2 separate regions of the Homo sapiens genome follow, and region 1 is linked to region 2. The links are chromatin contacts, found by Hi-C or POLR2A ChIA-PET in ENCODE. All regions are on one chromosome and are shown on one strand. The core of a region is the stretch at or near the end of the contact, and the rest is flanking DNA. Distances in the headings are between cores, read along the strand shown. Region 1 holds the start of ZNF689 (zinc finger protein 689). Region 2 holds the start of PRRT2 (proline rich transmembrane protein 2).

Region 1 (3,140 bases), core at 623-3,122, 800 kb before region 2:
TGCCCTCCAGCCTGGGTGACAGAGCGAGACTCCGTCTCAAAAAAAAAAAAAAAAAAAAAATGTGGAGGCTAATGGGGTGGGTGCTGGCTTGTTCCATCAGCAATTTTCAGTTCAGTGCCTTTCACATACATGCTTGTATCATTCTGTTATGATTCATTGTGAATTTATATGCTTTACTAGACTGTAAGCTCCATTCAAAGCATGGCCTATGACTTATTTATGTACGCTCTCCCAATTGCCTAGCACTATGCTTTGTACGTTGAACAAATGTCACGTGAAAATAATGTAGGGAGATTATGCAGAATATTGAACTTGAGAAGAAAACAAGAGCTCAGGTGGATTCCTGGTTTAGCAAGCAAATTAGGATACTGTGAAGGAAGGATGCCTATCAGTGGTATGAATAAAGGCTCTGTCTGCCCCAGGTTTAAATCTTTATTCCCCACTCCTTACTAGCAGTATGGCCCTGGAAACTCATGGAATCCCTCTGAGATCGTTTCTTCATTAGTAGAACCAGGATGATAACCATTGGTTCACAAAATGCTAGTAAAGAATTAATAACGGGCTGGGTGTGGTGGCTCACTCCTGTAATCCCAGCACTTTGGGAGACCGAGGTGGGCGGATTGCTTGAGCTCAGGAGTTCGAGACCAGCCTGGGAAACATGGCGAAACACCGTCTCTACCAAAAATACAAAAAATTAGCAGAGCACTGTGGGTGCATGCCTTCACTCCAGCCTGGGCAACGGAATGAGACCCAGTCTCAAAAAAAAAAAGCGAATAACTAATGGCTCCGGTGCTGTGGCTTATGCCAGTAATCCCAGCCCTTTGGGAGGACGAGGCAGGAGGATCACTTAGCCTAAGGGTTCGAGACCAGCCTGGGCAACACAGGGAAACCCTGACTCAACAAATAACATAAAAAATTAGCCAGGCGTGGTAGTGCACACCAGTAGTCCCAGTTACTCTGAAGGCTGAGGCAGGACGATTGCTTGAGCCCAGGAGTTAGAGGCTGCAGTGAGCTGAGATTGCACTACTGCATTCCATCCCGCCCGGGTAACAGAGTGAGACCCTGTCTCAAAAAAATAAAAATAAGGCCGGGCATAGTGGCTCACGCCTGTAATCCTAGCACTTCGTGGGGCCGAGGTGGGTGAATCACTTGAGGTCAGAAGTTCGAGACCAGCCTGGCTAACATGGTGAAACCCCATCTCTGCTAATAAATATGAATATTAGTCAGGAGTGGTGGCACGCGCCTGTAATCTCACTTACTCGGGAGGCTGAGGCAGGAGAATCGCTTGAACGTGGGAGGTGGAAGCTGCAGTGAGCCGAGATTTCGCCACTGCACTCCAGCCTGGGCGACAGAGCACGACTCTGTCTCAAAAATAAATAAATAAAATAAAAATAAAAAATAATAAAGATGAAATATGTAATATGCTGGGCATGGCGCCTGCCCCCAGGAAATGCTAACCATAATTCCCTCCCCTAAAGGGCAAACAAAGAAGATAACCATTCTCCAAAGTCAAGGATGCTCTGAGAACACCAGTAAAAGGAACTCAGGATAATCTCAGCTCTAACTCGGCCAGAGTGGCTCCATCGCTCAAATCGTTCCCTCCTTCAGTGATTGGCTGAGCCTGCCAGAGTCGAACAGCGGAAAGCAGCCCCGGGGCCTCTTGCTGCCCCCAGGTCGGTGCAAGTCGCTTCACAACTCCTTGTAGTCGCCTGATCCTAGCAGTCCAGCTTCCTGCCCTTATGCAGCTCTTGGCTTCGTTCAAACGGACCGCCTTTGCTAGCACCCAATCAGAACGCTCGATCTTCGGCTCTCGTCCAATGAACGCGCGTATTGGGGAGGGGAAAAAAGACGGCGTGAAGCCCAATCGCAGCGCCATTACACTTGAGGGCAAAGAGGTTAGGAAGCCGGCATGGCGCTCCGGTCAATAAAATCGATAGCTGGAAGCTGCCTGTGTTCCAGGCAAAGGCGGTGCGGTAGCAGCGCCGCCATTTTCCCCGAAGGCATCTTCCGGTGCCTTTCACCCAAGTTCGGGCAGGAGTTTCCTGAATAACAGCAAAAGGTTTCCGTTAGCCCCGCGGGCGACCAATTCCGATTCCCTCCGGGCCTCCCCGGCCACGCTCAGCCCTGGTCCGGCAGGGGCTCCTCGATCCCAGGGGCCGCCAGCGCCCGAGGGCCGAGGCCTGGACACGGAAGGCCGTGGCGCCGGCTTCTCGGGTCCCATGGCGCCACCTTCGGCTCCGCTCCCTGCGCAGGGACCAGGAAAGGCCAGACCCAGTCGGAAAAGGGGCAGGAGGCCGAGGGCTCTGAAGTTCGTGGACGTGGCCGTGTACTTCTCCCCGGAGGAGTGGGGCTGCCTGCGGCCCGCGCAGAGGGCCCTGTACCGGGACGTGATGCGGGAGACCTACGGTCACCTGGGCGCGCTCGGTGAGGCCGGCCCCATCCGCTGCCGCGGGGCGCGAAGGGATGCAGGAGCCGGAGAGGGTGTAGGCAGGGAGGCCACGGTCCTGGCAGGCGACCAGGTTGTCAGGGGAGGTGGGCAGGGGCTTAGCAGGAGGTGCCGTCGGGGAGATACTACTCGGCGTGATCTAGGAGCTGGCCTTCTGATTTGTTCTCTTTCCCCAGGGTGCGCAGGTCCCAAACCAGCCCTCATCTCCTGGTTGGAACGAAACACCGATGACTGGGAACCGGCTGCTCTAGATCCGCAGGAGTACCCGAGAGGGCTAACAGTCCAGAGAAGTGAGTGCTAAATAACCACGCAGAGCCTGCAGCCCTCCTATAACGTTCTACCTCTAACGGCTCTGTCCAGAGTTTTGGTTGGGCTAGGGGTGGGTGCCGCGTATTTAGTATATTCATCTTCCCAGCCTCTTGTGTCTGGTGGTGTGGGGCCGGTCCACCACACAGAGATTCCTATGTCAGTCTGCAAGCTGCAGTTTTCCACTGTGTGAATGAATCAGTGGGCTTATTCTTCGTCTTTTTTTTTTTTTTTTTTTTTTGTAGAAACATTGTCTTGCTCAGTTCGGTCTTGAACTTCTGGCCTCAAGCGATCCTCCTGCCTTGGCCTCCCAAAATGCAGGGGTTACTGGCGTGAGCCATTGCAGCCAGCCAGAATCAGTGAGCTTTTAACAGGTGCTACCCTCTGC
Region 2 (3,475 bases), core at 25-2,524:
GCTCTGGGGCTGGTTCAGGTGGGGCTGCAGACTCCAGCCTGGACCCCTGGTCTGCAGTGGCCTCTTTGCTCACTTCTGGTTTGGACACTGTTTCTTGGCATGGGTCTTCGGGGCTGCAGTTGGCCTTTGATTCCCCTCCTGGGCTTAAGCTGAGGTCTGTGGCCTGGGCTGTTTCTGAGGCCCCAGCCGGGGTCTCTGTGGTTTCTGGAGCCAGCCCAGCCTTGGGCCCTGAGTCCACAGGGGCCGCAGTGGTGTTTGGACCTGGCTGCGGGGCCTCTGGCTGGTCTGGTACCCCTGCTAGGACCTGGGGAGGGCCAGTTTCAGCTTCAGAATGGCCAGGCCCTTCGCCTGGAACCTTGGGACTCTCCTCAACCCCCTTCATCTCAGAGATCTCAGAGCTGCTGGCTGCCATCTTGAGATGGGAGAGGGGAGAGAGCCCCTATGGGGAGGATGGAATAGCAGAGACAGCGGCAAACCCTGGAAGAGGAGGAGATAGGCTTGGGGTGAGGAGGGAAGAGGGCGCTCAGCACTGCAGGCCCAATTGGGCCACATTCCTGTCTCAGGGCCAGCCTTGCACTGCCTCTAGGGAGAGGAAGAAAAGTTGGGGTTTCCTTTGCCTTAGGGTGGGACATCCCTGCGGGAGGAGTGCTCTACTCAAAGTCTTCTGCTTGGAGAGCCCTGGGGAAGATTAACCCTTTTGTAAACAGGACCTTCTCCAGGGTCTCTCCCTGGGTCCATCCAACAAGATCCAGACTCTCAGATCCCAGCACCCCAAAATCAACGAGCTGTGCAAATAGCACTCCGACAGGCCGACTGGGCAGAGGACCCGACATTCGCATTCCACTCCCTCTGCATCCTCCCCTCCTCCCTGGGCTCCCAGGCGGTGCGGGTTTTCTTGCTGCGCGTTTAGGGCGAGGACGCTCCCGCCCCTTTCTGGGGGACCTGGTTATCTCCTTCGATCCCCTGTCAGCCCCTCTCCCGGGGCTTCCCTCGCCTTCGGTGGGCTGGCGCCTCCTCCCGATGGTTCAGCCCGCCCAGCACCACCACCAGCCCTCCAGACACCCGCATTCCCGTGCAGTCCGCCCGGCGTCAGCCGTCGGTCGGTCCACTCCTACCCGCAGCCTCAGTCTGCCCGGGTCTCACCTCGACGCCGGCCTCCGGACAGCTCCCGCTGCCGCTGCTGGCTTTTGCAGCAGCCGCAGCCCGGGAGGGAGCAAGTCAGCTAGGGAGGGAGGGAGGCGGCGGGTCTCCCTCTTCTCCTCTCCCGTGTGCTCATCCCCTCCTCTCCGGTCCCCTCCCCTACGCTCCGCCGCCGTCGCCGCCCCCGCCCCTCGCGAGCCTCCGGCCCCTCCCGCCAGCCCAAGGGAGCCACGCGTTACCCAGGCAACCGGCCCGGGGACCACTCGCGCCCCCTCCCTGCCCCTTCTCACGCGCGCCTCCAGGAGAGACGCCTCCTTCTTAAGTCCCCGGCCCCTCCCGCCAACGGTCACCGGGATTCCTGGAAGAGACGGGGATTTGGGGGAAACGGAGAGGGTTCTGCGAGGAGACGGGACCAGTGAGACAGGCAGGACCGGGTGGAGGCGTCTCTACGAGCAGGAGGGCAAGGAAGATGGGGCAAGACGCGGGGAGGCTGCAGAGGAGGAGCAGGGTGGGGTTTGGAGAGAATGGAGCCTGCAGAAAGGAGCGGCAGAAACTGGCGCTGGAAGGCTCAAAAAAGGGGCCCTGGAAAGGACGGAGCGGGGACAGGAAAGGGAATTCCAAGGGGCAGGAGGAGCTGGGCAGAGGAGCCCGTGTAAACACAGAGTGGCCCATGCCCAGGATGAGGGACAGGTGCAGCTTTCATTCTCTACCTCGCTGCTCCCAGTCCTAGGGCTCGGACTCCCCAGCCTTTCCGCAGCCGCATCCACCCACCATGGCCTCAGGGCCGTGACGCGCGTGGGGAGGGATGCGGCTGGGGGCTGAGCAGCGGCCATGAGTGTGGACGGGGGAGGGCGGCATTCCCGTCTGGCAGCTCTGTTTGGGTTTCTGACGGGGCCTCTTCAAACCTCCAGGGGCTATTCTGGGCCTGTCCGAGTTGGGAATTCCCCAGAGACCTGGAACTTGCTCTCCACAGCCACAGCCTTGGCCCCGCCCTGTATCTGTGCTGCCGCCAGTAAGGCTGCCCCTGGGGAGGGCGGAGCCAGAACCTCACAGCCTCACAGGGCAGAGCAAGGCTGGATTGACGGACACCAGGCCGAGAAGAAACCCTTGGGGTTGGCGGCAGTTCTTAGTGAGGGCAATTCATTCAATCCAGAGCCAGAAACAGGATTTTATTTAAAATTTATTGTAATGGGGTCCGCGCAAAAGGAAGGGGTGGAGGGTGGGGTACATGCAGGGGACACAGGAACACGATGACATGGCCAGGGCCACAACTTCTTCTGTCGTGGGGAAGAGGGATGAAAAGACAAGACCAGGGCTGGAGCTGGGGTGGAAGAGGGGAGGGGGACACTGGCTGCATTCCCCCGCCCCCAGGAAGCACCTCTAGGCCCTGGACCCCTCGCTCACCCTGGCCCCTAAGACTCCATCTCTTCTCTGCCTCTGGCCCTCCTGGCTCTTCCTCCTGCTCCCCTTGACTTTTTCCCCTGACAGATTCTCAAGTAGGACGATGTTCAGGGCCTGACCCCAACCCCCCATACCACCTTATGAAGGTACAACCTTTGCCGGCCCTGCTTCTGCCCCTCCTCAAACCTCACCGCTTTCCCTCTTTGGGACAGCTCTGATCCCCCTCCTTCCTCTCCTCCCTCCCCCTGGAAAAAAAAAAAAAAGGAAAAGAAAGCACCAACTCCCCGGGGAGGGGCTGCAGACAGCAGGGGGAGAGGACTGGAAGGAGAGAAGAGGACCGTCGAGGGAAGAGGCTCACAAGTCCCTGGGAAGACAGGGCATGGGCTTACAGAGAGGAGAGGGGGTACGGGCAGTGGCTGCTCGTGTCCTCTGCCACCCCTGCCCACTGTCCAGGGGACTTCAACACAACCGAGGGGACAGGTTTGTGTGGGGTCAGGTCTGACAGAAGAGGAGCAGGAGAAACAAATCGTTAAAACCTAGCGAATTCCCCTAAGAAAACATTTCTTCCTCCTTTCCTTCTGGAGGCTCCTTGGTTGGTAGGGAAATAGGAGTTGGTGGGAAAAGAGGGGGGAGAGGAGCTTGTACCAAGGGACTCTACTCCATTCTCCCCTCTCCCCCGCAACCAACTTGGAGCTCACCAGGGTTGGGAGGGAAGTGGCTGAGAGCTCACAGGCACCCCCTCCGCCCCCGAGAGGGAGCCCACAGCTGTGGGAGGGGCTGCTACTGCTGCCGCTGCTGCCGCTGCCGCCGCTGCCGCTGCCGCCGCCATTGGACAAACCTCACCAGTACCTGCACAGGAGAAACACCACGGATCACAGCGCGATCTGAATGGCAAGAGCCTTGCCCTCACCCCACACCTTCCCAGCCTGCTTCC

Evidence for each region. Hi-C counts contacts between places; a loop is a spot of excess contacts on that map. ChIA-PET counts read pairs that join two places held with the same protein, here RNA polymerase II (POLR2A). Pooled maps may share reads with other maps.
Region 1: a loop to region 2 is called in a pooled map, with 4 times the contacts of the local background. The contact joins the promoter of ZNF689 here to the promoter of PRRT2 in region 2. A Hi-C loop is called at or near these places in 2 of 50 pooled maps. POLR2A ChIA-PET finds 5 or more read pairs at or near these places in 2 of 52 experiments (HCT116 and WTC11).

The regions. Positions count from the first base shown.
Region 1 is chr16:30,609,121-30,612,260 of GRCh38, reverse strand. ZNF689 (zinc finger protein 689) reads left to right here and starts at 1,872. Exons shown (of 3, transcript NM_138447.3): 1 at 1,872-2,424; 2 at 2,623-2,736. The coding sequence starts at 2,220. LOC124903678 (a long non-coding RNA gene) reads right to left here and starts at 1,787. Exons shown (of 2, transcript XR_007065051.1): 1 at 1,498-1,787. RefSeq lists an enhancer at 876-1,845 and a silencer at 2,133-2,182.
Region 2 is chr16:29,809,992-29,813,466 of GRCh38, reverse strand. It overlaps PRRT2 (proline rich transmembrane protein 2), which reads right to left and starts at 1,274. Exons shown (of 4, transcript NM_145239.3): 1 at 1,144-1,274; 2 at 1-477. The coding sequence starts at 412. It overlaps MAZ (MYC associated zinc finger protein), which reads right to left. Exons shown (of 5, transcript NM_002383.4): 5 at 2,303-3,390. The coding sequence ends at 3,236. MVP-DT (MVP divergent transcript) reads left to right here. Exons shown (of 4, transcript NR_186424.1): 3 at 3,294-3,432. RefSeq lists silencers at 1,272-1,421, 1,822-1,901.